2 separate regions of the Homo sapiens genome follow, and region 2 is linked to region 1. Evidence: chromatin loops called from intact Hi-C (ENCODE). Cell type or tissue: sigmoid colon. All regions are shown on one strand. Each heading gives the region's core, and the rest is flanking DNA. Links, peaks and the distances in the headings are about the cores only. Region 1 has its middle 17 kb from the start of NCAM1. Region 2 holds the start of LOC105369498 (a long non-coding RNA gene).

Region 1 (16,448 bases), core at 3,489-11,488:
AGACCTCTATTCTCCATAACTCTCTATTCTGTTTCCTTGATCTGTTTGTCTAGCTTTGCACCAGTGCTGCACTGTCTTAGTTAGCATAGCTTTATAGTAAGACTTAAAATCAGGTAGTGTAAATCCTCTGTTATTTAACTTTTAACCGATTTGTGTTTTTATATTTAAAGTGTGTTTCTTGTTGGCTAAGTACAGTTCTTGCTTTTGTATGTAATCTGCTAATCTCTGCCTTCTAATTGGAATACTTAGGCTATTTACACTTAATGTGTTTTTAAAAAGGTGTTTGAGTTTAAACTACCATCTTGATATGTGATGTCTAATTTGTCTTATCTGTTTTTCTCACTTTTTTCTCTTCTCCTTCCTTTTAAGAAATTGAGTGTTTTTATGATTATATTTTATCTCCTTTGTTAGTTTATTAGCTATAACTCTTGTTGTATTACTGTAACGGTTGCTTTAGAGTTTATAGTACATGTTTACCTTATCAATATCTACCCACAAGTGATATTAGACCACTTCATGTATAGTATAAGATCTTTACATTTGTATACTTGTCATTCTCTCCTCTTTTTTATGTGCTATTTTTGTCACACATTTCATGTTATGTGTTATAATCTGCATGATGTATTTTTATTATTTTTGTTTTAAATGACCAATTATTTTTAAGAGATTTAAGCAACAAGAAAAAGTATTTTTTGTTTACCTGAGTTGTCATTTCTGGTCATCAACATTCCTTTGCATTGATTCAGATTTCCTTTAGTCTCACTTCTTCCTGAAGGACATCCTTTAACATTTTTTGTAGTATAGATCTACTGGTGATAAATTCTTTTTTAAAAAATGCTTTATTTTGTCTTCCTTCCTGAAAAGCATTCTTACTGGATATATAGAATTTGGGGTTGACTTTTTTCTTTCAGAACTTTAAAGCTATTGTTTTACTGTATTTTGCCTTGCATTGTTCTGACTGGAAGTTTGCTTTTATTCTTATCTTGACCCTCTCTAAGTAATGTGTCTTTTATTCTCCATGTACTTTAACATACAGTAGTTCTCCTTTATCTGCAGGGGATATTTTCCACGACCCCCAATGGATGTCTGAAACTGTTGATAGTACTGAACCTATATATACTATGTTTATTTCTATACATACATACCTATGATAAAGTTTAATTTATAAATTAGGCACAGTAAGAATTTAACAGCAATAATTAATAATGAAATAGAATAATTATAGAATAATATAATAGTATAACAATATAGTATAAAAAAGTTATTTGAATGTGCTCTCTCTTCTTTTTTTTCTCCTCTCTCTCTCAAAATATCTTAGTGCACTGTACTCACCTATTTTCAAATTATGTTTGACCACGGGTAACTGAAACCATGGAAAGGGAAACCACAGATAAGTGGTGATTACACTGTATTCTCTATATCACTGATTTTAAGCAATTTGATTATGCTGTGCCTTGGTGATGTTTTCTTCATGCTTTTGTGATTGGAGTTCATTGAAAATCTTTGATCTGTGGGTTTATAGTTTTCATCAACTTTGAAAAATATTATATTTGACCATTATTTTCTCAAATATTTTTCTGCTCCTCCCATTTTGAAGACTCTAATTACATGTGTATTAGGCCATTTGAAGATGTCCTACTGTTCACTACTGCTAATTATTTTTAGTCTTTTTCTGTTTGTTTAACTTTGGATAGTTTTTGTTGTTTTATGAATCTTTCTCCTGCAATATCTAATCTGCTGTTAATCTGCCCCACACCAGTGTATTTTACTTACTCTGAGACATTATAGATTTTACCTTTAGAAATTAAATTTGGGTTTTAAAATATTTTCTGTCTACTTAACTATTCAATATTTCCTGTAGCTTCTTGAGTATATGGAACATGGTATAATACATTTTAATGTCCTTATTTATGAATTCTATCATGTGTGTTATTTCTGGGCCAGTTTAATTAATCGCCTTTTCTCCTTATGAGTTCATATTGTCTTCCTTTTTTTGCTGGCTTATTAATTTTTGATTGGATAATAGGCATGAATTTTACTTTTTTGGCTGCCGGATATTTTTGTATCCCATACCTATTCTTAAGTTTTGTTCTGAGACACAGTAGAGTTACTTGGAAACAGCTTGAACCTTTTATTTCTTGCTTTTATTTTTTTTAGGTGAGGGCAGAATAGCAGTTTGTCTCGGATGAATTTTACTCTACTTCTGAGGCATAATGTTTTTGAGTATATTACTCAATGCCCCATTAATTATGAGGTTTTTCCAATCTGGCTGATGGGAAAGGTAACTATTCCTGATCCTGTATGATCTCCAGTGATTGCTCCCTGTACATCTTCCGCAGTGCTTTTCCCAGCCTCGGGCAATTTCTTCACATGTATAATCTGATCAGTTCTTGGTTGAAGACTTAATGAGACCCTTTGTAGATCACCAGAGCTTCCTGCAGTAGAGTTTACTCTTCTCCCGTAATTTGTTCTAAGAACTCTAGCCACCTTGGTTTCTCTAAATTCCTGGCTCTGTCTCTTCAACTCAGAGGAGTCCTTGTGCCATGACATAGAAATTAGTAGGGTAATAAGACGAAATGATTGTAGAGCTCATCTCTGTTGTTTCCTATTTCTAAGAGATCACTGTCCTTAATTGCCTGGTATCTAATGTCTTAAAAATCATTGTCTCTATTTTGTCCAGTTTTTAATTGCTTCAGGTGGGAAGTTAAATTCAGTCAAGTGATTACGTCTTGGCTGAAAACATTTCAATGTATGTTTGTAAAGATGACTTTGCTCTGTGGATAATAAATGGGAAGGCAAGTAAGTTTTGCTGGACATCAGGTTTAAAAAAAAATCAGTAAAATATAGCCAATATAGGTAAAGCCTACCCCATATTGTTATTATGAAAATTAAGTGAGATAATACATACAGTATACAAAGAAGATCAGCTCCACTCTTTTCTTCATGGTATAAAGATGATAAATAATTTAAAGAATATTCATTTCATATCCCCAGGTAAAAACACTTAATATATGTTTGTTGTTGGAAATTCAATTCCCTTGTAAGATGGCAAAATAATCTAGCCAACAGTGACATCAAGATGTCAAGGTAAATAAAAATGGTTAAAAAAAACAATAGCAGCATGGCCAGGCACGGTGGCTCATGCCTGTAATCCCAGCACTTTGGGGGGCCAAGGCAGGTGGAATACTTGAAGTCAGGAGTTTGAGACCAGCCTGGCCAACATGGTGAAATGCTGTCTCTACTAAAAATACAAAAATTAGCCAGGCATGGTGGCGCTCACCTGTAATCCTAGCTACTCAGGAGGCTGAGGCACGAGAATCACTAGAACCCAGGAGGAGAAGATTGCAATGAGCCGAGATTGCCCCACTGCATTTCAGCCTGGGCGACAGAGTGAGACTCTGTCTCAAAACAAAAACAAAACACAATAACAGCATACGTATACCTATTACCCTGGTAAGTTCTTACAGGAGGGTCCCACCATGGATGGAGGAGCCCCAGATAATTGTGAAGGGACTCAAGAGATAAAACTGACAGAGATCTTTTACAAACAGTTCGCTTGTAGACTTGAAAGAAATCTGTAGGACAATAATGCCACCTTGGAACACCTGCGATGAACACGTTAGCAGAAATAATGCAAGCTTATTATTTCAGAGTACACAATGCCTCTAAAAGAAAACTTCCTCAAGAGGAACACATTTAAAGACATAGCTGTTTATTGTCAAAACAGAGGGAAAAGATAGAAATTGTCTGAATTTTAAAATTAGAGTCTTAATATTTATAGTTCCTGAGTATTTGAGCACACAAGAAACCTCTTCTTTATTGCACATGAGAATTGATTCTCACTCCCCTGTTCCTTCTAAACAAATGGCTACAACAAAACCATCTTCATGTCCAGCTACACTGAAGAAAATTCTTGTTTTGTTCTTAGGCTCTTTCATTTCCAACATGCACTGTCTTGAGCCAACTCTAAGATAAGCAGTTACTATTTGAAAAGTTTATCAAATAATTTCCAAGAGGCTTCCCTTTGCTGTTTATGTTAGAAAGTTGTTTCTGCCTGATATTATATTGATTCTAAGCAGTGTATGTGGTGAGAGTCCATGCTGATCCAATGCAGCTTACTCCAAGCTTTCACGTATATGAGAGCTCATTTTGGGTACATCTATATTTTTTAAACAAAAATACCTGATTAGCAAATCCCACAGCGAGGTAAGTCCCTAGCTCAGCCCTCCAAATGTTTACTACTACTTTTTGGCTGCTGGAATATTTACCATAATAAGCAAAACTTTAATCAAATCAGCAAAGGTTTTTCAATTGCAGTATTCAAGTTCCCTCATTCTGAATTCATGCTGACTGTCTCCATTAGCACTGATAACCGGATGCAAAGAACAAGGGATGGGATAAAACCCTTTTTTCACTGAAAAGGGAAGTTACAAATAATGATAAGTTTTCCTAGCTTTTGAATTTAACAGCTCAGCTAACAAAAATGAGCATATTGTTGTCTCGCTAACCAAAGTGATCTAATTCCCTGAAAATAGTTGATCATATCTGCTGAACTGGTGCTACTCTCTGCCATATTTTCTATTTTGATCCTCATTTTGTTCATGAAACAGCAACAATGATTTAGAGTGACATGTTGTTGCTATGGAATCTTATTTCTCTTTGCTTTTAGTCTATTGAGGACTTGTGAGCTCTTAAATGTCTTTGCATGAGTTACTGCTCAAACGCACTGATGCACTGATGGGCTGGGCAGCTGTTCAAACCCAAACTCAAACCAGGGATGGTTACAGAGTGAAAGATTGGGTTTTGAGCTGTGTAGCACATAAAATAAAAACAAGTCAAATGTTTAAGTCATGGCCTGTAACTTTATCTTGAAGGATTTTGATGATTCGAGCATTACTGCTGTGGTTTGGGACTGTTTTAGCCCCAGCATTTACAGTTATTCTTTTTTATTCCATGTATGGCACTCTGAGTTACTTCTCTTGCCTGATTTTCCTAAGGCAAAGTGGTGCAGATTGACAAAGGCTCTTCCTCTCATGGCCTGGCAACAGATATCTTTACATCTAAAGGAAAAATTCAGCTCAGTTGCTCTGATATCAAACATTGGATGTTTGTTACCCTGCTGAGAGGTTCCATAGGAAATTCACTGGTGTGCAGTCTCCACAAGGATCGGGACATTGTTTTATTTACTGCCGTCTAGCTAGCAGTTTGAACTGGAACTTAATCCAGAATAGGCAATCAATTAATATTTGCTTAAATGGTTGAATGTAATCAAGGAAGCTTATTATTGAAAGGGACCTGAGCCCTGCTGATTCTATTTCCCAGTCACTTTAAGTGTCTCTTCTACAGAATGATGACTGCTGACCTATATCTTCTGGAACCCCTACAGCCACAAGACCCTTCACTACCTAGAAAGTAATCCATTCCATTTGTGGAGGTCTTCCACTGTTCAAAAGCTTCATCTTACATGAGATCACAATCTATCTCTCTCAATTTCTTCTTTAATTCTTATTTTTCCCTCTAGAAGGACACCTTCTTTCTCCTAACAATGCTTCAAATAGCAGGGGATAGGCCCCACAATCCCTGTAGAGCCCAAATGGCATAGAGTATAAATGGCTAAATGGTGTAACCCATAAAACCAGGAAGGCGCTCTCTTCTTTTACAGAACAGCTGATTTTTAGGACAGTTTTCAGACCTACCAATTTTAAAGATTGCATGATACTAATAGGGTAATCAGGATTCATTACAGTATAAGAAATTACTGGACCTTAGTGGGGAAATCTCCATTTTAATTTTGCCTGACATAAAGCTTTAGGGAACTGAGATGATCAAGGAGTTATATGTAAATTTTTGATTGGTAAAGATCTTGGAAATGAAATCTTAATTAATTAATCATCCAACTCTTTCTTAATTGAGCACCTACTCTGTGCCATCACTTAATTTTCCTATATTGAATTAAGGCTTTATTACTAAACCTTAAGATTTATTGAGTGCTATTGCTCTGCAAATGTTATCATACTGAATTCTCATAAAAACCTCTGATGATGATTCTGTTATTATCCTCATTCTCATAAAAGGAAACTTAAGTTCAGCCAGGATGAGGAACTAATCCAAGGTCAGTAACAAGAATGTCAAGGATTGAGGCTTCAAACTCAGATGTGTCTTGGCACCAAAGCGCTCTTAATCTCTAGGCCATATATTTCTAAAGAGAAATAAATTATTGCAGGGAAAAATCTGGGTTCAATTAGTTTTTGTATTTCTCATAGTGCCTTTCATAGTCAATGCTCAATAAATATACATTGAATAAATAAACACATTTGGTGAATGTGGACCTTGGGACAAAGCATGAGCCACAACTTAACACTTTATGCCTCAAATTTCACCTCCGTGAAATGAGAGAATTGGGCTGAATCATTGACGTTTTCCCCCCGTCTTAAGCGTGTCTGCTGCTAGTCTAAAAATGAGGATGAAGTGGAGTTTAACAGCCACAGACAAGAGTGAAGAGCATTTCTAGAGGAGCAATATGACCTAATAGAACATTCCTTCGAACAGAATGTCCCTCTGCCCAAAATACCCTTTCTCCACTTGTTCATTTGGCAAATGTCCAATGACCAGCTCAGCTGGCCTCTCCTCTGAAGCTGTCCTTGACCTCTCCCTCAATACACATCTCCCCCTACCACACACACACAATTATCTCCTTTTGAGGGGCCCCAAGTACACTGTGCACGATTAGTGCTTACTTCACGTGCCTGTCTCTGTACTCTCATACCCTAGACCGTGAGTTCCTTAAAGACAAAACTGCATCGTATTTCTCTCCAGGCCCATCACAGAGCCTGGCACATAAAGCAAGGCTTCAGTAAGTGTTTTTTGAGTGCCCATATGAATCAGCAGGGCATATGTTTGGGAACTGGAGGGGAACAATTTGACCTTAATAGAGGATTCATGCCAGGAAACAGGGAGAAATCAACTTAGTAGGATAGGGTGAGGCTTGAAGTCCAGAAAAGGGAACTTGGGCTTGGTGCCCCAGGCATTACAAAGCCACTGTACCGTTCTTAGGGGAGAAGTGATGACAAAAAGAAAATCTTATTGGGAAGATTAGTGTAAATATGGTTTCTCATTTTTTAAAAAAAATGAGTAAAGGTTATGAACTTGCTTTCTTCCTTTACATATTGTTAATAAATCCACATCTCATTTACTGTATCTAACACTTGCATACATAGAAAACACAGACTAGTCTGGTTTGAAGGTGTTTTTCTTTTTTTATTTTAAGTAAATGAATCTTTAATGAATTACTAACACAGTAAACAAACATCTGAACTAGGATGAACCAAATGTGAATAAGTCTAAACTGTGTTTATCACGTATGTAGCACCTAGCTCGGTGCCTTACACATATTAAGTGTTCAATGAGTATTTGTGGGATGTCAAGTTGATATTGCATTGTGGTTACCTTCACTCTGGTTACTCACACAGATAGAGAAAAACAGCAGTCCCCAGATCTAAATCACAGTGATTATTTTAGAAGATTAAAAGATTAAAAAAATAAATTAGGCTAGTCGCGGTGGCTCATGCCTATAATCCAAGCACTTTGGGAGGCTGAGGTGAGCAGATCTCTTGAGCTTAGGGGTTCAAGACCAGCTTGGGCAACATGGTGAAACCCCATCTCTACAAAAAATACAAAAATTAGCCAGGCGTGGTGGCACATGTCTATAGTCCCAGCTACTTGGCTGAGGTGGGAGAATCACATGAGCCCAAGAGGTTGATGCTGCGGTGAGTCATGAATACACCACTGCACTCCAGCCTGGGTGACAGAGCAAGACCCTGTCTCAACAGACAAATAAATAATAAAATAATTCATTAATTAAAGATGGAAAGACTTTAGCCTTTGTGTTTAGAATACGAACAAATCTTTTTATTCATATCAATGCTTGCCTTTTAATTCTCTAAAATGTAAAGTAATATTAAAATATGTTCATTGTTAGGGCACATGTCAAATGACTACAGCAGATCGTAGCTGAAAAATGCATTCCATCACAGCAAGACACCCACCCCAGTGTAAGCAACCAAGTGGATCAAATTTCTCTAAAATCCAAACAGACCCCTTTATCCTCTGGTGTCTTGAAGAAGCTGGCCCTGGAAAAGAGTCCTCTCAGTTCAAGTGCATTGACAGAGGTGCTTTAGCCATCTTCCCCCAGGTGGTAATCCACATTACCATGCAGTTGTATCATTTTGCTGTCTTGGGATTTAAACTCATAAGTGGTTTCAGAATGTACAACTTTCTTCCTAACTTGAAGAGCAGAAAGGGGCGTGTGTGTGTGTGTGTGTGTGTGTGTGTGTGTGTGTGTGTGTGTGTTTTAAAGTAGGGAGGGCCTAAGGGGACTCCTCTGTGATATTTGGTGTCTGATTTTGAGTAATTGAGCTTCTCAGTGACTAAGCACGGTGCTATTAGATGAACAATATGTGACGTTGCCTGATGTAGTGCATAATGATCTCATTTGGACCACCTATGAATCAACATTTATGCCTAGGAAAGGGTGAGGCTTTATCTTTATTCCTAGATTATGATAAGGATTTCCATAATTTTGCTTCTCTATGGATGGCTTATCTCTATCTGTGTGGAGCTATGCAGCTCTTCCAAGCTTGGCTCTCATGCATATTTATCACTTTTAAATTTACAGCTAATTACTAGGATATTATGTCAGAAATAAATGAGAACAACCCCAGTCTCCAGTAGTTTCATCTATAGCAAAAGGGCAACAGAAAGAACTGAGGAAAGGTGGCAGGCTCTTTCCTTATACTTGGAAACCTCGTCATAACATAAATTTTAGCCAGAAATTGGCTATTGTATAACAGGTCTTTGAACCACGTCCTAGTTATTAAAATCCTAAAAGATCTCATGATAGCAAGGTCTCACTTCTTGTGTGTATTATTATTGGTGCTTGTAAATTTGGAGGGTAAATCTGAATCGTGTCAAAAAGGATCCCATTCCTCACTGATGTTCATGTATATTTCAAAGATAACTTATCTTCATTCCTGATTTTGATCTTTCTTTGGTATTGGCTCCTAGCTCTCTGGATTTATGTATCTCTGCCCCTGTCCCTTTTGAAAGTAGTTAATCTTCCCCAGTAGTTGTGAATATAATGTACTGGAAAAGAATGTAGGCTTTGGAGCCTGTAGTAGTTATTAGGCTGTTTATTAAATATTTCTGATTCTCCCTCTGGGCATAACAGATTTTTACCTCCCTGCCTCCTTAAAGGTAGGAATATTCATATGGCTTGTATTGGTCAAGAAACTGGAAGTGTAAAGGATGTGGCCACTTCCAGATGGAAAGTTTAAGGGCCTATGTGTGATTCAACTCACCACTCTCCTTTTTAACTTCTGCTTCCATAATCATGGAATCATGGAGATGGAGCCTTCCTCAGATTGAGTCTCCGACCAAGGACAACATAGAACAGAACCCTCAACAAATAACGTTAGTTGTTTTTAAGTCACTAAGACTTAGAGGTTGGCTGTTATCCCTGCAGAACCCAGCTTCTACAGTGCCAAAGACAGTCCTAGACTCAGATCCTTGAACAAAGTATGGAATTTCTTTGACTCCCTCAGGGAGTCATATGAAGAGTAAATAAATGTATGTAAGTAGAATGGTTTGCCCCCAAAAATGTACATACCAATGTTGATTTCCTCTGTCCTCCTTCTTCCTCTTTATCCATGAGGAGAGAAAGGGTGTCTTGTTTATCACTAGATTGTGCCTAGCATAAGCCCTGAAATATAGAGGTGCTTAAACAAATAAGTAAGAGCATAGAACTATCTGAATGAACTTAGATAGTAACTTTTTTACTGATCCTTTAGCAATCATTGTGCAACATAAATATTCTTTTCTTTCTATCAATTTTCTCATATCAGGTTTTCCAAGGCACATTCGGACAATGAGACAGGTTGGATAGGAAGAGAGGTCTGTACTGGGATTTTAATTCCTGCATAACTAGTTGCAAATCAGAGTGACTCTGGACTGAATGGGACAATTCGTAGCATTCTGAGCTGAAGTGGCAATGGCTCCACTGGCCTCCACATTGACCGGACCTCTTTTGGAGAAATAAGCTCTGCTCTGAGCAACACATTGAGAATGATCTTAACAAATTAGAAAACACACAAGTAGCAGGTAAGGGGGCAGACATTGTAGGCAGAGCAAGATGCTGAGAAGTTGGAAAGGTATTGTTTATTGCTCCAAACTCCCTCATGCTGCTGGGAGGTTAATTGAACACAGAAACTATTTGTATTCTCACTACTTTAGCAGACAAAGTGAGTAAAAATGTTGCCAGTGGATAAATTAGTCTGTACTGTGACCCAGGGACACAGAGTTTTTAAGAAGAGAAATAATGTCCCCATCCACTTGTTTAGAAATCATAGAGGAAGAAAAGAAACCTAAAATTATCCAGCAAACAGAAAGATGGAAAATCATTAACACAGAGTTTTGCTGCCCTATTTCATCATGAACTGCATTTGCAAAGCAAAAAGGGGCCCAGCATTAGACAGGAGGAAAAGAGGACAATGCGAAGAAGAGAGGAGGAAATACGAGCTGTGAGCCATCAACCAGGACAGATCTCTTTGCAGGGATCTTTTTGCAGAGATCTGGGGGCTGCTAATCCAGGGTTTCAAGGAGGCACTAAGATACCAGAGGAAACTACTGTCGAGATAGGCATGGTGCCAGGGCACCTGAGCTTCATCAGGAGAAAAAGGATGACATTAGTGAGAAAATAGAATCTTCTTGATTAATCTGGGATAGGAGAATCAGAACCATAAGAGATTAGTTTCAGAGACTGGCCTGAGATTCTCTAAGATTTTCTAAGACATCTTAAGGTGAAATTTGACTTTACGTGCTAAACCTATAATTGTTGTCACCATTGTATGCATTTTTCCCTTAGCAACTCCTACCTAGTTTTATTAGTTCATTCTCCTGCTGCTAATGAAGACATACCTGAGACCGGGATAATTTATAAAGAAAAGAGGTTTAATTGACTCACAGTACTGCATTGCTAGGGAGGCCTCAGGAAATGTACAATCATGGCAGAAGGCACCTTTTCACAGGGCAGCAGGAAAGAGAATGAGTGCTGGGCAAAGGGGGAAGCACTTTATAAAACCAACAGATCTCATGGGAACTCACTCACTATCATGAGAACAGCATGGGGGAAACCACCCCCATGATTCAATTATCTCCACCTTCTCCTGCCATTGACATGTCGGGATTATTACAATTCAAGGTGAGATTTGGGTGCGGACACAGAGCCAAACCATATAATTCCACCCCTGGACCCTCTCAAATCTCATGTCCTCACATTTCAAAACACAATCATGCCCTTCCAACAGTCACCCAAAGTCTTAACTCATTTCAGTGTTAACTCAAAACTCCACAGTCCACAGTCTCATCTGAGACAAGGCAAATCCCTTCCACCTATGAGCCTATAAAATCAAAAACAGGTTAGTTACTTCCTAGATACAAGGGTGTACAGGCATTGGGTAAATACACTCATTCCAAATGGGATAAATTGGCCAAAAACTACATTGGCTACAGGTTCCATGCAAGTCTTAAATCCAACAGGGCAGTCATTAAACCTTAAAGTTCCAAAATGATCTCCTTTGACTCTGTGGCTCACATCCAGGTCATGATGATCAAGAGGTGGGTTCCCATGGTCTTAGGCAGCTCCATCCCTGTGGCTTTGCTTCCCCCTCTCCACTGCTTTCATGGCTGGCATTGAGTGCTTGCAGCTTTTCCAAGGGCACAGCGCAAGCTGTAGGTGGATCTATCATTCTGGGGGAAGGAGGATGTCATAGCTCCATTAGTCAGTGCCCCAGTGGGGACTCTGTGTGGGGGCTCTGACCCCACATTTCCCTTCTGCACTGTCCTAACAGAGGTTCTCCATGAGGGCTCTACCTCTGCAGCAAACTTCTGCCTGGAAATCCAGGCATTTCCATACATCTTCTGAAATCTAAGTGGAGGTTTCCAAACCTCAATTCTTGTCTTCTGTGTACTGACAGGACCAACACCACATGGAAGCTGCCAAGGCTGGGGACTTACACCTTCTGAAGCAATGGCCTGAGCTGTACTTTGGCCCCTTTTAGCCATGGCTACAGCAGCTGGGATGCAGAGCTTGAATTTTTCCCCAGAAAATGGGCTTTTCTTTTCTACTGCATGTTCAGGCTGCAAATTTTCTAAACGTTTATGCTCGGGCACCTCTTGAATGATTGCTGCTTAGAAATTTATTCCACCAGATACCCTAAATCATCTCTCTCAAGTTCAAAGTTCCACAGATCTCTAGGGCAGGGGCAAAAAGCCACCAGTCTCTTTGCTAAGCATAACAAGAGTGTCTTTTACTCCATTTCCCAAAAAGTTCCTCATTGTACCTGAGACCACCTCAGCCTGGACTTCATTTTCCATATCACTATCAGCATTTTGGCCAAAGCCATTCAATAAGTCTCTAGGAAGTTGCAAACTTTCCCACATCTTCCTGTCTTCTAAGTCCTCCAAGTTTCTATGTAAAGTTCCAAACTTTCCCACATTTTTCTGTCTTCTGAGCCCTCCAAACTGTTCCAATCTCTGCCTGTTACCCAGTTCCAAAGTTGCTTCCATATTTTGGGGTATCCTTATAGCAGTGCCCCACACCCTTGGTACCAATTTACTGTATTAGTTTGTTCTCACACTGCTAATAAGGACATACCTGGGACTGGGTAATTTATACAGGAATGAGGTTTAATTGACTCAGTTCTGCATTGCTGAGGAGATCTCAGGAAAATTACAAGCATGCAGAAGGCATCTCTTCACAGGGTGGCAGGAGAGAGAATGAGTGCTGAGCAAAGGGGGAAGCCCCTTATAAAACCATCAGATCTCACAAGACCTCACTCACTATCGTGAGAACAGCATGGGGGAAACCACCCTTATGAGTTCAGTTATCTCCACCTGGTCCTGCCCTTGACATGTGGGGACTATTATAATTCAAAGTGAGATTTGGGTGGGGACAGAGAGCCAAACTATATCAATAGTATAAAGGTAGCTTTTACCACATCCAAGGCAAGTGGTCTAGGAAGAATTTATTGATGACGTTATTTATTCATTCCATCATAAGCACTGAACACCTACTATGTGCCAGCCAACATGCTAGGTACTAGTGATACATAAAATTAAAGTCTTTGTCCTATAGAATTTCACTGGCTAGTGGAGGAAAAAGAGCCAGAAACAGGCAATTAGATTGCAATGTGGGATCTGGGTGCTGTGATAGGGGTGAGTACAAGAGATCCTGGAAGCTTCTGGGAAGAGCACCCAACCCAAGGGACGAGGGTAAGGAGCAAGAGGTGGGAAGGGAAGGGTCAGGGAAGAGATTATTCCATAAAAGCTTGGAGGATGAGCTGGAGTCTGCCTACACAGGATGGTGCTGGTGTGTGCTATTACTCAGGTCCACCATGTGACATAAGAAGAGGTAAGAGGTGAGACTGAGAGAGCAGGGGCCTGGTCCCTCAGAAGGCCTTCATGGGGCTTGGACTTCATTCCAGGGGGAAATGGGGAGCCATGACAGGGTTTTAGGTAGGTACGTGACACGTTCAGCTTCTCATAATTATTCTTTGAAGGAGATGGCTCTGGGGGTTGGGGGAGATGGATTTGAAAAGGGGAGAGTGGAGGTGGGGAGATTAGTCAGGAGGCTTGGCAGCCAACTCTGTGAGATATGACAAGTGCCTGAACAGCAGCCATGGGAGCTGGGGAAGGAATCCTGGGCCGAAGCCCCAGAGCAAACGAACCTTGAGCTATTTGTGGGTTTGCTTGTTGATTCCATTCTTTCAACAAACATTCTGAGTGATATTTATGGTGGAACACTGGGTGGGGCAGTGACAGGCAATGGGAGGAGAGGTCTGGTGTTTGTCACAGTTCTCTCCTGCTCAGACTCACTGAGTAGAATCTTTCTTCTTGATTTCTTCTTTGTTTGTGCAAGGATAGATGGTGGTTGGCGTGGGAGCCTCCCATGCTGGAACATGCCTGGCTCACTCCACACTCCACAGTTCTTGCAGAGGTATCAAGGAATTTCTTTTGCAGAGTGTATGACTGGAATGAATGCTGTGTCTCCTTGGAGCCCCTGGAAGCTATGGAAATCTTGGCACCCAAGGAGCAAAGGAGCAAGGATAAAAATGTCTGCCAGCCTTTGGAAGGCATAGGTGGGGATTCATTTATATCCATGTTGACTTCCAATTCTGAGCTCTTTAGGATTCTGTAACTATTGTAGAGCTAACAACATCATCTAGGCACTCTGTTTCTTCAGGATGGTGCCAGAGTATTGAGATGTTGTGCCATGGCTGTGTCAAGGTTGGGGAAACAGTTCAGTTCTTTTAGCAAAGAAGAGGGGGGAAGATGAGATGAATGACTTTGTCAACCATAGTGAATAGCAGCCTTCTTGCTTCCTCCTCTTCCTATCTCTTTCCTCACTCTCTAGGGTGCTTGTGCTTAGGAGAAAAGGTGGCGTGGGATCCCTGGATAGGCATCTCTCTGGACCCAAAGATATATATGAACCTAGAGAGACCTACATTTAGCCTTGGCTCTGCCTACAAGGCCCCTCTCTTTGGTGCTGGGGCTGATGCCGAATGGTATTCTGATGTGTGACAAAGGGAAGCAGTACAACCACAGAAAGCACAGAGGAAGAGTGGTGAAGATGATGGGCAGGATTAAATTGGAGAAATAAAGATAGCAGGGGAGAAACAAAAATATTTTTTCCTTTTCCTGCAAGTACTGATGTAATCAAATCTTCTAAAACATCAGTTGCCCACAACTGCTATGATAATTATTCATAAAAAGCAATGGAGTCCTAGCTACTCCTTAAAATAAAACCAACCTCTACTTGTGAATAGCTAATTGTCCAGTGCTGCACTCCCGTCCCTTGATGAGGCCCCACATGTCTTTCTATCATCACACAAGGTCAAATAAGGAAAAAGCAGGGACCTTATTATTATTACTGTTATAGTTAACATCTGTTAGGCACTCACTTTGATCCCAGAGAGTGTGAATTCATTCTTGTGAAGGTTCCTAACGACTCTCATGTTCCCACACCCAGTGGATTTTCTTCTCTGTCCTCCTTTTACTTGGCCTCTTAGCAGCATTCACCAGAGTGACACCTCCTTCCTTTACAAAACTCTCACTTTTCTTGGTGCTGAGACACTGCTCTCCTCTGGTTGGCCTCCTACTTCAATTTCATCTCATCTCAGTCTTTTTGCTTGTTGTTCTTTCTCTATCTGAACTCATGATATGGATGTTTCTCAGAGTCAAAGCCTGGGTCTTCTGCTCTTCTCTTTCCATATTTTTGCCTAAGTGGTCTCATTTTTTCCCATGGTTTAGGTACTGTGGATGCTGATGACTCTGAAAGTCATATCTCCTGCTAAGACTTTTCCTCTGACTTTGAGGCTCTCATATCTGACCATCATCTTTATGTCTCCATTTGGATGTCTCAAAGGTAGACCTAACTTGTCCCAAACTGAACTCTTGATTTCCCCTCCCCTTCAAGCAAACATATCCTGCATCTTCTACATGTTGATTTCTCCTCACTGTTCTTCACATCCATCTGCAAGTTTGGTCAATTCTGTCTCCACTTGTCTGCATCCCTTCCACCGCCTCCCCAGCCTCCATCATCTCTTTCCTGGATTTCTGCAGTGGTTTCTGATTGGCCTCTCCACACCCACTCCTGCCTCCCTACAAGATGTTCTCCACTCAGCAGTTGGAGTGCATATTAAAACATGTAAAATAATTCATGTCTCCAACTGAAATCCTATTTAAGAACTTCTGGAAGCTTAGCGATATTTATTTATTTATTTATTTTTTGAGATAGAGTCTTGCTCCATTGCCCAGGCTGGTATGCAGTGGTGCGATCTCGGCTCACTGAAACCCCTGCCTCCTGGGTTCAGGCGATTCTCCTGCCTCAGCCTCCCAAGTAGCTGGGACTACAGGCACCTGCCACCACGCCTGGCTCATTTTTGTATTTTTAGTAGAGACAAAGTTTCACCATGTTGGCCAGGCTGGTCTCGAACTCCTGACCTCAGGTGATCCACCCACCTTGGCCTCCCAAAATGCTGGGATTACAGGCGTGAGCCACCGCACCCGGCCACGATTTTTACTTATTAAATGAAAAGCCTTTACACACACACACACACACACACACACACACACACACACACACAGATGTCACTCTGCTGCTGAAAATCCTCTAGGGGCTTTCTTTGAACTTTGAATAAAATATAAACTCCTTACTTTAGCCTTCATGGTAGCTATTGTGCTTAGCTCATGCCTTATTTTGTGTCCCTCCTCCCCTTGCTTTTTCTATCGTGGCCACCCTGGCATTCTATTAGTTTCTGGAACCATCCATGCTTTTCTGCCCTCAGGATCTTTGCACACTCCTGGAATGCAACTCCACTTGCTATTTCCATGGC
Region 2 (16,448 bases), core at 4,743-12,742, 110 kb before region 1:
GCCGGCAGGTGTTCACCATACCCTAAAGGCTGAACAGGAAGCAAATGTTCTCCCTTACTCAGGGGTGCTATGTTGCCGAATTCCAGAATGAGTCCTCTACGTTGAATCCCATGTGTATTGTACCCCCTGCAGTTGTGCAATGTAGAAGCCTTGCCTTTTCCCTATATACTTCCTGCTTCACCAGTCTTTCCAGATATAACATTTACTAGGCTATGATAAATATATTCTGAGTTTTTTTGCCAAAGGGTGAGGTAGATCTCTCAGCCCAGCATGATGTAGGAAGACCCCAGCTGATAACTCTTCCTGTTTTGCTGTTCCATTTTATCACCCAAGGAAAGGAGGCCTAGGTCTTCAGAAGAAATCTATCCCACTTGGATGAACCCTTGCATCTCCCTCTTTCAAGCCCCCAAATCTGTATCCCATACACGTCTTTCTAGAAACTACCCCTGCTTCACCTAAGGAAGATGTCTTCTCCTCCTTTGCTTTGCAAACTCAGAGCTTTAAGTTTAGTAGGATGCTAGTCCTACTAAAGGTTTTTTTTTCTATTTTTAAGACAAATGGAAATGATGAGTGCTCTAATTTCAGTCCACTGATCTAGTTTCTTTACTAGTTATGTTAGAAACAAAAACACTAACACTAATGTAAGGGCTATTTTTCCCTCTATCTGACCTCATCTGAGGAAAATAGAGCCTTTCCTTCAATGTGTCTTTGACCTTGCTCCTTGCAGAAAAATTACTCTTGAATTACTGTGCTAAACAACTTTTGACCCCTTCCTCAGCCTGGCTTACATTACACAAGCCTCACATTAACCATGAGCAGCTGTGCCTGAGCCATCTGGGATGGTAGATACCAGCACCTATTAGATAATTTCCAATCCTCAAATCTCTTTCCTGATAGAAGAAAGCAGGAGTTGGTCTCAGTTCATCACCACGCATTGTCCACTTAATTCTGGTTCACCCTGGTTTTGATTCTCCTACTAATCCTGCTATCCATTCCTTTCTTTTCCGCCCTTAGCTTGGCCTTTAGACTTAATTCATGGCACTGCTTTTGTACCTACTTCCTTGGTACCTGTCAATAACTGTTCTTCTTTTCCCACCTGGCCCACTAACGCTGGACCTAGATATCATCCTAAGGAATTTGTTATATTAGGGAGCTGTCTGGAAAGCAGGATGAAATGATGTAAGAAAATGAAACAAAGGATATGCAAGTTTTAATGAAATGTAATTTCATCAAAATGTAAGGGTCTTGTTCAGAGAGCCATAAGGGTGGGGGGGGTCCCTAGTTACCTTGACCAGATGGATAGTATTAGGTGGGGTTGGGAAAAAGGGTTAGAAGCAGGAAAGAACCATTAGAGTCAATTTCAAGCATAAAGCAGGCTGTGCCTAACCCTCTTTAACTATCAGGATTCACTATGCACTATCAACCCATCTAGGATCAAACCCCCACTGCAATATCAACCCAACAAGAAGAGAATTGGAGAGTGAGAAAGAGCTGAAATACTTGGGAATAGTGGAGACAGAGAAGACAGTAATCATTTCCCCCGCGTCACTGCTAGATCCAATAATTCTTTGCCATTTCCATGTCAGGAAATGTGGGGAAGGAGTTCTAGAGTTACACTACTGCCAGTGGATCTTCCTGTATAATCCCAAGGGGGCTACACTTGTGGAGTAGAAGAACTGGAAACATCTGGTTGTTATGGTTTGAATGTTTTTGTTCTCCAAAATTCAGGTTGAAACTTAATTCTCAACGCAACAGTACTGGGAGGTGAAGCCTTTAGAGGTGATTAAGTCATGAAGGCTCTGCCCTCATGAATGGGATTAGGTGCCCATACAAAAGGGCTCGAAGGAGGGAGTCTGCCTCTTTTCACCTCTTTGGACTCTTCTGCCATATAAGGACTCCTTACACTCCTTCCCTCTGGAGGATGCAGCAACAGGTGCCATCTTGGAAGCAGAGACTGGGCACTTGCCTGCTGGTACCTTGATCTTGGACTTCCCAGCCACCAGAATGATGAGAAAATACATTTCTGTTCTTTACAGATTACCCAGTCTCAGATATTTCCTTATAGCAGCACAAATGGACTAAGACAGTGGCCTCATTGAGGATCAGAGAGATAAGCTCAGGTATAGCAATCAGGGATTTGATTCTACCCTAGAGACAGAGTTGGGCAAGAGTGGTAAGACGCTGAGTGTGGGCATGCACTGTGCACCAACTCTTCTCCAACAACAACCACCTCGGGTGATCCCAAACATCCTTAGTGTCTCAATTGTTATCAGGATGCTCCAAGTGGCTTTTGTAGGCCCTATATCTCATATCCAACCGTGTATTACGTATTTCCACCTAGGTATTCCATAGTAATGCCACACTCAACACGCCCCAAACTGAACCACACCCTGTCCCCAGACCTTATGTGTAAATAACATGTCATTACCCATATCAGATTTCCCAAGGCAGAGACTTGACTGCTATTCCTGACTCCTCCCTCTCCCTCAAGCCTCTTATATTTAGACAACCACTGAGGGCTGCCAATTCTGCCTCCCAAATGTGTATCAGATGTGTCCCCTATATCCATTCCTACAACTACTGTTCACATTCAGGCCACCACCATTCTTGCCCAAGCTACTGCATTAGCCTCTAGCCACCATTCACCCATCAGTGAATGGTGTCAGTCTCATCTTCCATGCCATTCCTGTGCTTAAAAGTCTGTCGGGAGCCCCGTTTTGCTGAGAATAAAGTCCAAGCTCCCTTGCCTTGCCTATCAGACCCTCTGTGACCTACTTTCACCTTCCCCTAGCTTCATTCCTCACTACTACCTGCCCCATATTTCATGCTTTACAAACAGAAACATACTTGTAGTCCTCCCTTCACACATCTTGCTGTATCTCACCTCCGAGTCATTGCTCCAAGTGACCCTGCAACCAGCAGTACCCCTCCCCTGCTACTTTTACCTAACACAGACTATTCCTTGAGGCTTAGCTCGTGCAGTGCATCCTCCAGGAAGCCTTCACCATCCACTGCAGTTCACTTCCTCACCAATTAAAAAGGCTTAAAAAATATTTCCAAAAAAGACTAAGAGATTAAAAGATTCTGTCATGTTTTTCATACCCCACATACATTTAGGTCCCCCTAATTCATGCTATCACAATGCACAGTGCCTATCTTTGCCATAGACCATACTACCTTTTATTGTAGTTATCTGTTTATACTACCTCATCTCTTAATGACAGCCTCCATGGGAGCAAGAACAATATATTACATCCCCAAACCCAGTCCATAGTAGATGTTAAATAAACCATAAATAAATATCTTTATTAATAAGTGATGAACAAAACCTTTGTTGATTTTTTTCTTCTCCTCCACTTTTGAAGAGGCAAGACTGTTGAGTACGATCCTTCCTGCACTCCCTTCCAATGAGTTCAGTGTCGTGGTTAAGATCATGGGCTCTGGATTCAGGCACAGCTGAAGCATCCTAGCTCTTTCATTTATTAACTGGAGGAACTTGGGCAAGTTACTTAACCCCTCTGAGTTTCACTCTCCCACATATGCAAAATGAGGATAATAGAATCCACCTTATGTGGTTCTTGTGAGGCTTAAACAAGGTTGTGTATGGTTCTGTATTTGGTACCTACTAAATGTTCCCCTAAAATTCTGGTTATGATCATTCCTCCACCCTACTACTTTCTTCAATTCCAGCCTATGTGGTCCAAAGTCTGATGAGAAGGCATGATTAAGATTGGGAATGTGAAACAAATAAAATCTTTTTAGTGTATCTTTAACCTGAAGTTTCTGCATTTGTTCCAAGAAATGTTAAAAGAAAAGGGAATTCATTGTAATTCTAGCTGTCTTTATTTTTCTTCCAAGACAAAAGCATCAGAAAAACGCACAGCAGCAGCTAGCACACTGAGCCACCGCCAGTGAGCCTGGACCAAAGCAATGGTGCTGCTGCTCACGGCAGAGGGACTGAGCCACAGAGACAGAGCTCATTAATGCTAATGGCCTTTGTGCAGCTAATTAGCACCATATCGCACTCAATATTTACCCTTGTGTGCTGACAAAGTTCTACTTTCTCCTTGGGAAGCAAGCTGTTTTTCTACCTGACCCATAACAAGGAAAACCTCTGATGCCAGACAACAGCTCCATGTCTGCCTAGATAGATTGGCTAGAGAGAAGCTGAGGGCCTGCTACCCCGGGGTGGGGGAAGGGAGCCTGTGGTTCTCATTCCAACCCTGGGTGGAGTGTTGGGCAGCTGAAGTCTTCACCCAGTGAGGGTGCCATTTTCATGATACAACCATGCAGCTGTCAGCCCCAAGTGTCCTTCCACAACCACCATGTGCTCAGCCTCCTCCTCCTTGCTTTGGAGGAGGTGTTTCTCTGGGAGAAACAGGGCCTGGGAGAAGGAGGTGAACCACTAAGAAAGGGATTTAGAGGGCCTGTCAAGGCAGAAATCTCCGAGAGACCTGTCCACAATCCACTCAACAACCTTCAACAACTTTTAACAGAGCTCCTAAGCTATGCCATATGCCAAGGGCTGGGGACACAAAGATGGGCAAGACAGTGGGCAAGTCCCTGTTCTTGGGAGCTCTCAATCTACCTGAAGACTGACCTGTAGCAATTGTGATACAATGTGATAAGGAAGGTGCAGAGCTGAGTAGAGGAAAGGACCACTCAGGTCAGACCAGGGGGATCAAGAAGGGCTGGATGGAGGAGGAATCACTAAACTGTTGAAGCGCCTCGAGTCCACCTCTATCAGAGAGTACTGGCACATTCCCTGTCCTCTGAAGCAACAGACTTGGAATCTGAGGATGTATCACAGCTAGGTCCGGCATGAAGTGATGCAGACAAGGATGCTGCTTTAGGTTATAGGATGTGCTTTGGAGACCAGCAGGCTAATAATTGCTCCATTAGCAGGAACCTGGGCTTGATTCTCTCAGAGGTCTCCCCTCTTAGCTCACCACAGCATTCTTCTAAGGTCCCTCCCAGCTCCCACCCACCATCTTGCTCTACAAGCAAATACTCATCACATAGATGACCCCAGGGCTGGTGGTTTCTCATCATGCCCCAAGGGATACTGGCTTGAAGCCATTCCCTCAACCCTGTAAATTGCTTGGTTGGCCAATGCCCAGCTACTAAATGCATTGGCATTCCCGCCATGCCACCAACCATATCCAAGTTGAAGCTGTCTTGAGACCATCCATGTAGAGCACCAAGAAAGACAGTCTGAACACACCACCCCCTCCACCCCTGGAGATGTGGAGGGTTGGGCAGTCTCTGCTTTAAGATAGGAGCTGAGAGCCGGGTGTGGTGGCTCTCGCCTGTAATCCCAGCACTTTGGGAGGCTGAGGCGGGTGGATCATGAGGTTAGGAGATCGAGACCATCCTGGCTAACATGGTGAAACCCTGTCTCTACTAAAAATACAAAAAATTAGCCGGGCGTGTTGGCAGGTGCCTGTAGTCCCAGCTACTCGGGAGGCTGAGGCAGGAGACTGGTGTGAACCCGGGAGGCAGAGCTTGCAGCCTTCAGTGAGCGGAGATTGCGCCACTGCACTCCAGCCTGGGCAACAGTGCAAGACTCCATCTCAAAAAAAAAAAAAAAAAAAAGATGGGAGCTGAGACTAGATGATGGTCTCTTGCTGCAAAGGTAACCACAACCAGTGGCTTCTCATCAAACACCAGTGCCTGACCACCCACTCATCACATTCATAGACACACACATACCATAGCCTGTTGTCAGCTTCTGTTCTCCAGAGCACCACTGAAGACTGTGTAGGTGGAGTTGTCCAACAAGGCTCCATGAATGGGCTCCTTGCTGGCCATTCTCTTTGAGATGAAAGGACTGCAGATCAAGCTGTATGGTCAGAGAAGGACTCAGTTTCAGTCACCACATTATGTGCTGCTAGATAGCTGAGGCTACACGAGGAAGTTGCAGGATCAATGTGGGGGCTGGCTTTTCCCCAGTGGATCATTCCCATGGAGCTCTCCACAGGCCTGAACTGGCCCAAGGAATTGAATTAGACCACAAAAGGATGTCCGGCCCCACCTAGCCCTGCCCAGCCTGCTACCTGGAGCTGGCTTCTAAGTAGAAAAGAAGACTGTACAGTTGGCAAAAGCTGGTGCCTACTTCTAGGTCTCTGTTGCCCTGAAGCTGTTTCTAGGTTATCCCCACAGCTTTCCCAGTCTCTATGCCTTTCATTCTCTCCTTAGGTGAGCCTAAGGGCATTGTTTCAGGACAAAACTAGACAAACAGCTGAGATAGAAACAGCCTTGATTTCAGCACAAGTCCTGCCCTCGTAAGTCCCAACCCTTCCCCACTGGCCTGGCCTGGGATACACCCAGACTTATGGCAGCCACACACAAATGCCCAGCCTGACTTGGGCTGGGGCTACTTCTCCCACATATAACAGTCCTCTCCCCTATGACATACACACATACACACACACAGAGCCTCCAGGAAACTGCCTCAGCTTGCTCAGAAAGGCAAATGCACATGATTTTCAAATGTCAGAGCTGGGAAGGAATCTAGAAGTCATCCAGCTTAGCATCCTCTTGACAGATGGCTGGAACCAAAGCCTTGAAAGGAGGATCAACTTGCCTACTGTCACCTGGCATGTTCCTAGCACATCCTTGTCTCCTGACTCCCAGAGCAGTGCTCTTCACAGACCATCAAGTTGCCTCCTGGCCTGTACCTTCAGCAACCACCACATCAGCTTCTGCTCAGGTTCTTCCCTCTACTGCAGAGGTGGTCAGAAGCTGGCAATTATGACTGATAAGGGGTTTTGAGATTTAGCCTCCATCTGAAGAAGCTGGGCTATATGGTATGCTGGTTAGCAAAGGGAATCAGAATATGCCTTCCAAAGTATACCACTGAAGGCAATTAAGATGTACCAAACGTGGCAAGAGCTCTCTACCTTCTCTCTGCCTAGAAGCAGTGCATAATTTTCCCTTTGTGAAGGTGTTCCCCCTTCCCTGTTCTGTACAGTGAACAAGCCTTATATTAGAGACAAAACGTCAGTGCCCACATGGCTCTACATAGGTAAACCTCACTAAAATAACTCTTATCTTACCTCAAATATTAGTTTTCCTCATATATTTACCTCCCCACAGTAAACTGTAGCCCAGCCACCCCTTAACCTATTTCCCTTGTTCTCCACTTTTATTATCCTTTGTTAAGATGGTACATAAGCCCCAAATTCTAATACTCCTTTGAGTTACTCATCACAGAGCTCTCCCACATGTATGCCTGTTACACGGGTAAATAAACTCTGTATTTTTCCTCCTGCTAATCTACCTTTCGTCAGTTTAATTCAAAGGCTCCAGGCACTAAACATAAGATAGTAGAGCACAAATATTTTTCCTCTCCTACATTAGGAGCCCAACTATCGCAGCACCTAGGTCTGAATCCCAGTTCAATCACTAAGTAGTGGTATAAACTTGGCAGGTTACTTTACCTCTCTGGGTCTCAGTTTCATCATTTGCTAAATGGAATAATAATATAACCTACCTCACAAATTGTTGTACATATTAAATGAGCTAATATTAAAGAACATGTCACAGAGGAAGCATTATATGAACCTAGGTTATTATTATTATTAGGGTGCTTTTTATAAATGTATATTCAAATCCTCACCCTTAGAGATTCTGAGTCAATACATCTGTGTTGGGAACCCATAATCTGCATTTTAGCAAACACCCCTAGTGGCTTTAATAGGAGTGTGGGTGTTGGGTAGCTCCAAGGACAGTATTAGGAGAAACCTTGTTTTCAAAGTTGGGGAAGTGTGTATTGATCCCATTCTGGTAGGTAAAAGGCTTTCAATGACCCTATTAGCTTTCTTGTCTGAATCTCTACACCCACATTTCTCAAAGTCATCTCCTGCCAGGAAGGCTTATTAAAAGACTAATTATCAGGCTTCATCCCGAACTTCCTGATCCAACTCTTGAGCTAGGCTTTGGGAAACGGCCTTTTAAATACTACCCTCCTGCCAAAGTGATTCAGAGGTGCACTGAAATTTGGGATTCACTGACAAAGAGTGGGTTTCTATGGCCTGGCCCAGCCCAGCATGTTGGAATGCTGACCACTGAAGATCCCTGTGGACCAGTGCTGCTGACAAGAGAGCCCTGGGTTGTCCTTTACTCCCCCTCACCTCACCCACTCAGGCTGCCACTCCACAGATCTTGTTCCCAGCCTGGGTGGCATTTCCATGCCAGCCCCTCATTTCCTGCCAAGAACAGAGCCGGCCTCTCTGATCCACTGGCTCTCTGCCCAGCTAGGCAGTAGGTGGCATCCGTGAAGACTGCTTTGCCCTCTTCTCCCTCCAGACTGCGAGGCTGTGCTGCAGAGGGAGAAGAAGAGATCAGGAGCATCATTTAAGAGGCTGCTCAGACCAAGCACAGGGAGCGGCCAGGAAGACAATCTTCAGCCCAGACAGCCCCTCCCACCCTGCCCAGACCTCTGTGTACTCATGTAAAGATAATTCAGTTACTGGGAATGCAGACCGGAGAGATAACCTGATTTAGAAGCTGAAACCATGTGAACAAGGGAGGGAGGCTGAGGTGCAGGAAACAGCTCTTACCAACCCAGGAAGGCTGAAATAGTAAACAGGGAAAGGGGGATTGGGTAGAGAAACAGTGGGTGGCTGCCTAGAAAGGATTATTGCTGGTTTGGGTGTTGGCAGGTGGAACCCCCACCCTCAGCCAATCCAAGGGTTTACTCACCCCTGTGAAAGCCTCTGTGAATTCACTTTTTCTAGAGTGTTCAGGTAGCCGTCATCTGGCTTATACAGCCATCCAGGGAGGAGATAAGTAGAGAAACCTATAAAGTGTCAGGAAGAAAAAAAACTTTTCTAAGGTTTAATTTGAGTCATTGATCACCAACTACCCTAGGAACAAGTTATTTCAGTGTGAGCCATCATCTGTGAAAGCTGGTGGCTTGGCTACTGCAGGATCCTCAGGGGAGGAGGCTTCTGTGATGCTCAGATCAAGGTCAGAGGCTTGGGGACCCTTCCTCCCCCTCTTCTTCCTTCATATCAGAGATCCAGCATCCCCTGGGCAAAGTCCAGAGCGGCATCCCTCCTCCATGAGCCCAGCTATAGTGCCTCTTCTATAGTCTCACATCCTTTGTTGCCTGGAAGTTCTCCCTGCAGTCTCATTTCCACACACTTGCATCTTTGGAGGGAGATGCTCTGGTGGAAAGCAGGCTAGCTTGCCCCTGTAAAGAAAAGGAAGTGACTAAGAATCTTGGAGAGCAGTTCCTTCCATTTATCTCTGTCTACTTCTCCTAGCATAGGGAGATCTTTCTCTGCAAATGATTTGTCTTTTTTATAACCTGCCTATTCCATAGCAGATGAGTTCAAGACAGTGAAGATCAGTCCTCAGACATTTTAGACTAGATTTGTAGACTGAAACAACAGAGCAGGGGCCCACCCACTCTGCAGGTGCCAGCTAGTGAGACCAGACACATAACCACCAGATTCACTGCGGGGAGTTGGGGCGGGGAGGTGGCTGCACCCTTCTCTGGGGAACAGCTGCCTCTGAGCAGCACTGGAAGCTCCTACATTAACTAGGCAGAGGACAAACCAGCAATAAAGGAGTTAAGCAACAGCCAGACATCACCCCCCACAACCCCCTCCCTCTGGACCCAGATGAATAACCAGTCAGTAAAATGACCCCAATGGAAGGAGTCCAGAATCGTCCACGCTGATCTCAGGAGGTATCTGCACTACTCACAGCACAAATCAGATCACTCAGAGTGAAGATGGCGCGGGGCGGGGCGGTGGAAGGGAGACCAGGGAGAAGACATTGCCTGAGCAGGGACCGGCCCGGGGCAGAACCTTCAGCTCCTGGGCCTGAACCTGGAATTTGTATTAGAAGAGAGAGCTCTCTGAGGGACCTGGCCCTTTTGAGTCTGCCTGTCTGCATTTTTTTCTTGAGAATTTGTTAGCGCTCAAGAAGAGGCGTTCCCTGTTGAGTTGGCTTTCCCTGGTGTGGTAAGGCAACAGAGAGCCTTCTCTTGGCAGCTAATCCTTCACCGAAGCTGTCAGGATGAGATGAATTACTAGGAGGAAAATAAATCAGATTTGCGAGAGCATCGGAAAGGCCGAGCCCCCAGAGTCTGACAGAAACCAGAGACCCCCACCCTTCCATTCTGGCGGAAGCACCCACTCACCCACTCGGGGGCCTTGACTGCCCCCACAGCTCCGCCCTCTCCCGGTCCCAGCTTCTGCCCAATGACAGGAGAGAGCTGCCCCTTGGCTTCCCCCAACGTCCCACAGGCTCCTCTGCTTGAGGCTTAGTCCCTGGGAAAGGCCTGCAGATTTATAGGCCTCAGCTGCAGACATTCCACCTTGCCATTCCTTCCCCTCACGGCCTCTGAGCACCCTTCTGAGTCCCTCTGTCTCTCAGCAGTGCCCACAGTGTTTGATGGTCATGGGGCAGGAAGAGGAGGCTGACCTCTGGATCCAGAGACTCCCAGCTTGAAGGGGTCACTCCTTCCTCAGGCTGGAGTGCCACTCTCCTGGGACCTGCACTGCTGTGACTTGCTATTAGCTCAGAGGTGCCTGTCCAAAAAACAGCAGGACTATTCATTTCATTACAGGCCCAGCAGTGGAGCAGGGGCCCTTTCCTCTCTAGAATATTCTACCCAGTAATAATCTTCAGGCTAAGCCTGCATCGACAGTACTCAGGAAACCCCACCTCCTCAAACCAAATTACATGTCCCCAGTTTGAGAACAATGTGAGCTAAGTCTAATAAAGTTATAAAAATGTCAATGGGTTGTTTGTGTGGGAAGAGAATGGCTGGAGGTGGAAATGTGGTGTCATGAAAAAGGCTGCAGACTTGGACTCAGGAATCATGGATCCAGGACTCATGGCTCATTATCTCAGTGGGGACCCGGGGCTGGGTTCCTCCTGACCTGGAGGAAGGCCGGGTTCCATCATTGGCTGCTGAGGTTCCTCCTGACCTGGAGGAAGGCCGGGTTCCATCATTGGCTGCTGAAGTCTCTCTGATGATGAGTTAGGGAGCTTCCTTAGAAGCTAGTCATTGTCAAAATAATTGTTAAAGAATAATGGGTGTAGAAAGTGAATTGAGAATGAAGGGAGAGAATGAGGAATGAGAGATCAGGGACACAATCTGAGAGCTGGGAGCTGGCACCCAGCCCAGGAAGCAGTGCTGTGTTCCTAGGGCCAAGAGGTCCAAGAGTTCAGCCAGCCATACTTACCCAGAGCCAGGTCCTGGAGAAGCACTTGGTGGGTGATGCTCCAGGGTAAGGCCAGGGACCAGGGATCCCCCGATAGGTGCCTCAGGCTCCTCCCTAGGAAAGCTGCATCCTCGGTTGGCTCAGGGTCTGGTGGGGCTCGGCCACCTGACTGGGGAACCTGGCTATCATCATGCCTGAACTGTCCGAACTGCGTGTGATTTAGCTCAAACCTCCACTGGGTGGCAGAGCAGTTGGGCATGATAGAAAGAGCACTAGGTTAGTTGGGCACTCTTGAGCAGGCTGTTGACACTTGTGAGCCCCGGCTGGCCATCTGAAAACATCGCTAAAACATCTGTACTTTGCAGAGTTGTTCTAAGGATCAGATGCAACGAATGAGGAGCACTGCAGACAGCCTTTAGCAGCAATGGGTAGTCATCTTGTGTTAGTTATTAGATAATATTGTTTAGTTTATGCAGTCTCATAAACAGTATGAATAATATAAGGAGGAGAACAATGCCCACCCCTCAGGGTAACCATTCTTCGGGTACAGATGAGGCCAGGAGCAATGGTAGCTCCCTCTCCTGTCCAACTTCCTCCACTGTCTGCACCCCCTCCTCTCCCAGGCAGGACCCAGGAAGCCAGAAAGCGCAGGTGAGCCCAGCGGTGGATCTAGCTGTGTAAATCTGGAGAAAGCAGAGAGAGGCAGGAAAACTGAGGTGTCTTAGAACCATTTGTGTAAACTGTTTAGACTCTGAGGGAGCAAAGATTAATGTGAAAATCCCATTCCAAGAAGCTAGTGGCCATACATCAGCAGTGCCTTCAAGATTGGATACGAATCCGAGGTTTGGGGGAAAGTAAGTAATGTGCCGATTAACGAATCACAGCTCTGAGAGAGATGAGAGAAAAATCTCTCTCTCCACTTCACTCAGTCAAGCCCAATTTACTGCTCATATTTCTGTCATAAATGTCTGAGAGAAGCAGAGCCCTGCAGGCACGGAGACTGGTCTGACAGGGGAATGGACCTCTCTGGAAGGAAGGAGGAAGCAGACCCCTGCATTCATGGCTACAAGAAGGAGCCAGTGTGAGGGCACCCAGTGGGCCCTGGCAGAGGGATGCCTTTGGCTGGGCAGCCAGAGAAGCTAAAAGTATTTCAATTGAAAGAAAAATGTCCTTATCCACCTAACTATCCTTTGAGACCAGGAGGAGAAATTGACAATGTTGATTCATTTAGCTCAGCAGTATTCAGGTCAAAATCAATCTTGTCAAAAATCCATCACCACACTCAATAAGTAAGAAAAGGGATCCAGGATCCAGGGGGAATCAATCACACCCCATCAGGGAGCAGCCAAAAACAGATCTATCATGGCCCCTTGACGGAGGCTTCCATTACTTAACACGCTATTTCCTGAATGCACCCTAGGGACCCCACCCAAGGTCATGGGCACCAGCCCCCAGCAGCAGCCAGAACTAAGATGGCCCAAGAACAGGTGGTCACTCTACTGATTATCTCTCTGCTTCCGGAGCATCAACATTCAGCAGGCTGGCAAGGCCCAGCAGAAGTCATTTCATACATTCCTTAACTTCAAGAATCATTGTCACATAACTCTCCTGCTGTCCCCAAATCACTGTGGCTGCCTCATATGTGTAGGAAAGGGAAATAATAGCAGTCTAGCAGCTTCTCCACTGGACCAAGCTCAGGCTGCTTCAGTCCCCTGCTGGGAAAAGCAGAGTGGTCCCTGCAGAGCTTCTCAGTCTTAAGGAATCACAAGATGCAGAAGTCAAGACTTGCTTCTTTGTCCCTGGGCCAGAATCCAGCATCCCCTGAGGGTCACATTATGGCAACCCTGACTCCTCCAGACTCAAAGGAAGTGTGTGAGTGGGGCCACAGAATGTTCCCTGGGAGCCCAGTGATGGCGAGGCCTGGGCCCCGTCCCCACCATTCACTAGCTATGTGAGTTTGAGCCAAATATTAAACTTCCATGTGCCTCACTTTCTCGTATGTAAAATAGAAATCATAACAATGCATACCTCTTAGGATTATTGAAGATTCAGTGGGACTTCTCATGTGGAGAACTGACATACAGATAGTGCTAAGTAGGTGAAAACTCTCATTAGACAATGGTTCCTTCGGGCACTGGGTTTTTGCTTCTCTTCTCATCTTTCTACCGCAAACAACTTCCAAAAAGTGTTCATTCATTTATTCATTCAGCGAGTATATATTGGATGTCGACTGTTCTAGACCTGTTCTAAATGCTGGAGGGACAGTGTACACAGGAGGTGGCAGGGGACAGATAACCTATAATCAAATCAAATAATTGCAGATAATAATAAACAGGAAAATGAACTAGAGATTGACTGGGATGTCATGAGGGAATATTTAAAATTGATACACCAAAGGCCTCTCTGAGCTGGAGATACTTGAGTTGAAGCCCAAGTGCTAGGAAGAACTCAGCCATCTGGAGATCTGGAAGGGCGATGTTCCAGGCAGTGAGAAGGTGGGGGGCTGCTGGGGGGAGCTGGGGAGAGCTGAAGGAGGGAATGGCACAGAGAGGTAGGTGGGACAGATCAGGCAGGCCCGAGGAGGTCATGCCAAAACACTGTGTCTTTAGTCTAGATGTAATGTGAAGCTGCTGGAAATGATGTCTAATAATGTATTTTCAAAAGCACATGAAAAGTGCTATTTGGAAAATGGATTGAAGCAGGACAAGAGCAGAAGGAAGATGAATTAGGAGGCTTTTGCAGAGCTCAGGGGAGGAAGGTGATAGTTTTGTTTCGAGAGGTAGTGTAAATAAGTACTAGGGTATGGGAAATATTTTGGAGGTAGAGATGATAGCACTTGCTGATAAATTAGATGTGGAAGATGAGAGATGACAGGAATCAAGGATTTCTCCAGTTTCTGTCTGGAACCACCAGATAGATGGGATGCTAATTATTGTTATGGGGAAGACTCAAGGAACAGGTCGGGATGTGGAAGTGCAGTTAAGAGCTCTGAGAGAGTTAAAGTGCATTTTTTAAAATTTTATTATTATTATACTTTAAGTTTTAGGGTACATGTGCACAATGTGCAGGTTTGTTACATAGGTATACATGTGCCATGCTGGTGTGCTGCACCCATTAACTCGTCATTTAGCATTAGGTATATCTCCTAATGCTATCCCTCCCCCCTCCCCCCACCCCACAACAGTCCCCGAAGTGTGATGTTCCCCTTTCTGTGTCCATGTGTTCTCATTGTTCAATTCCCACCTAAGAGTGACAACATGCGGTGTTTGGTTTTTTGTCCTTGCGATAGTTTGCTGAGAATGATGGTTTCCAGCTTCATCCATGTCCCTACAAAGGACATGAACTCATCAATTTTTATGGCTGCATAGTATTCCATGGTGTATATGTGCCACATTTTCTTAATCCAGTCTATCATTGTTGGACATTTGGGTTGATTCCAAGTCTTTGCTTTTGTGAATAGTGACGCAATAAACATACGTGTGCATGTGTCTTTATAGCAGCATGATTTATTATCCAAGTGGAGATGTCATGTATGAGTGGTTAGACTTGAGAGTCATTGGCTAATGGATGTTATTTAGAGTCACAGGACTGGGTGAAATCAGCAAGGCAGAGAGTGTAGCTAGAGAAGGGAGGAGGGGAAGTCTGGGTCCCCAGGAAGTTCATTTGGAGGAATTCTGATCCAAAGCCCCCAGCCTTTTGGAGGTATATGGTTGCCAGAACAGAGTCACATGAGTAAGGGGTATGAGTAAGGGGTCGGGATGGGGATTTGAGGCAAAAGATTCTTGGGAGAACCCCACCTGGAAGAGAGGGATGACGGTTACCTTCTGAACACACATGTAGGGGCGCATGTTGTGCTGGTCCAGCCCCATCCTAGAGGAAGGTGGGATTCTATTGTATGCAAACTTTGCTTGCTGAGTGAATATTCCCAAAAGGTAGGTGGCATCAGGCCCCTTATGCCACCAACATATGAATTTGGGGAAGAGGGGAAAATGGAAGGCGGATGGTGAATTTCCACTCTGAGTGCAATGTGGCTCTCTTCTAGGGAAACCCATATTTCCCCAGGCTTCCTCAGCCTATGCAAAAAGCAGGACACATTAACATGAATACCCAAAGGCTTGTTGATTTCCAGAACTGCAAGATCTCAGCCCCCTTCACCTGTAGCAACATCTTCCTTGGTTATTTTTGGGAGTCTTCAGGACCCTTGACTGTGCTCATGGTCTCTTCATACTGTGTCTATCATAGAACCCCCTGAAGCCACAAAAGGCAGGTAGTTCCCTTCTTCCAATGCCATCCATTCCTCCCTGCTGAGTTACCATGCCCCCAAAGCTGTAGCACAGGAGGAACCACCTTACACCCCCTTGCTATGCTGGGGTCCACCTGAAATCAACAAGATTCTGCTTTTTCCTTCCATGTGCTGCTGTCACCAGGGGAGGGGGGTGGCCACTGACCAGCAGTTCATCACATTCAGCCACATCCTGAGTCCCTTCAGGGTCTGTCAGATGACTGAATAACTCGAGGAACCACAACGTGTTTACCCTTGTGTCCCCAGCACCTAGCACAGGATCTGCCCCCCACCCAGCACCTGGTTAATTAATAGCTGACTGAGTGAACAAATGGACAAACAGCTACTAGTGTGTGTAAGGAGAGGAGACCTTTGGAGGTGGCTTACGGAGTGCATGGAAGTCCTTGCCTAAATGACAGCCATAGGGAAGAGAGAGATGACTGCAGAAGAACTCTCTGCAGGAAACAGAGGGGTCCCAGGCAGATGTAGGGCTAAGGGGCTGTGCCCTCCCCTGCCTCCGCATACACCTGTTTTAGGAATGATGAGAGAACAAGTAAAGGGAGCAGTGAGGAAGTAGGTAATGATCTCAATTTCACAGCTGGGTGGGTTGGGATCATGCTGAGGGAGTTAGTTTCTGGGACAGCAAAGAAGCTTCGACTTTGCTCTGTCTTCCTATCTGGTTCATCCAGTCAGGTGCCAAGATGAGTCCAGCCGGAGAATCCAGGCTCCAGTGCTTTCCTATAGACCCCTTCACTGCATGCAGCCTCCGCCTTCTCAGATGCACTCTGGTTCCAGACCCATGCCCCTCTGCTCCCCAATATGGCCTCTTTGAAAGACACATGCAATGTTAATAATGACAGCCACCATTCATTAAGTTATTTCTGAGTGCTACACACACACAGCCTCCCTCGTTTAGTCTTAATGTCAACCTCGAGAGGTGAGCACTATTTTTCCTACTTCACAGAGGTAGAAACTGGGTT

The links. A loop is a pair of places that touch in the nucleus more often than their neighbours do. Peaks named below come from ENCODE experiments on the same cell type or tissue, not always from the same donor. Only the 100,000 strongest peaks of a DNase experiment are listed, where the experiment ranks them.
Region 2: it touches region 1 in a loop (2.1-fold over the local background); 7 of 110 quality-filtered maps call a loop at or near these places.

Annotation. Positions count from the first base shown.
Region 1 is chr11:112,936,535-112,952,982 of GRCh38, forward strand. No RefSeq gene overlaps it. Among named protein-coding and RNA genes, the nearest start is that of NCAM1, 17 kb to the right of the region's middle. In sigmoid colon, for the core only: no CTCF peak of the experiment used is centred there; a DNase peak (open chromatin) is centred at 6,999.
Region 2 is chr11:112,826,194-112,842,641 of GRCh38, forward strand. It overlaps LOC105369498 (a long non-coding RNA gene), which reads right to left and starts at 9,244. Exons shown (of 4, transcript XR_948020.3): 1 at 8,707-9,244; 2 at 8,136-8,324; 3 at 5,713-5,842. In sigmoid colon, for the core only: no CTCF peak of the experiment used is centred there; a DNase peak (open chromatin) is centred at 8,228.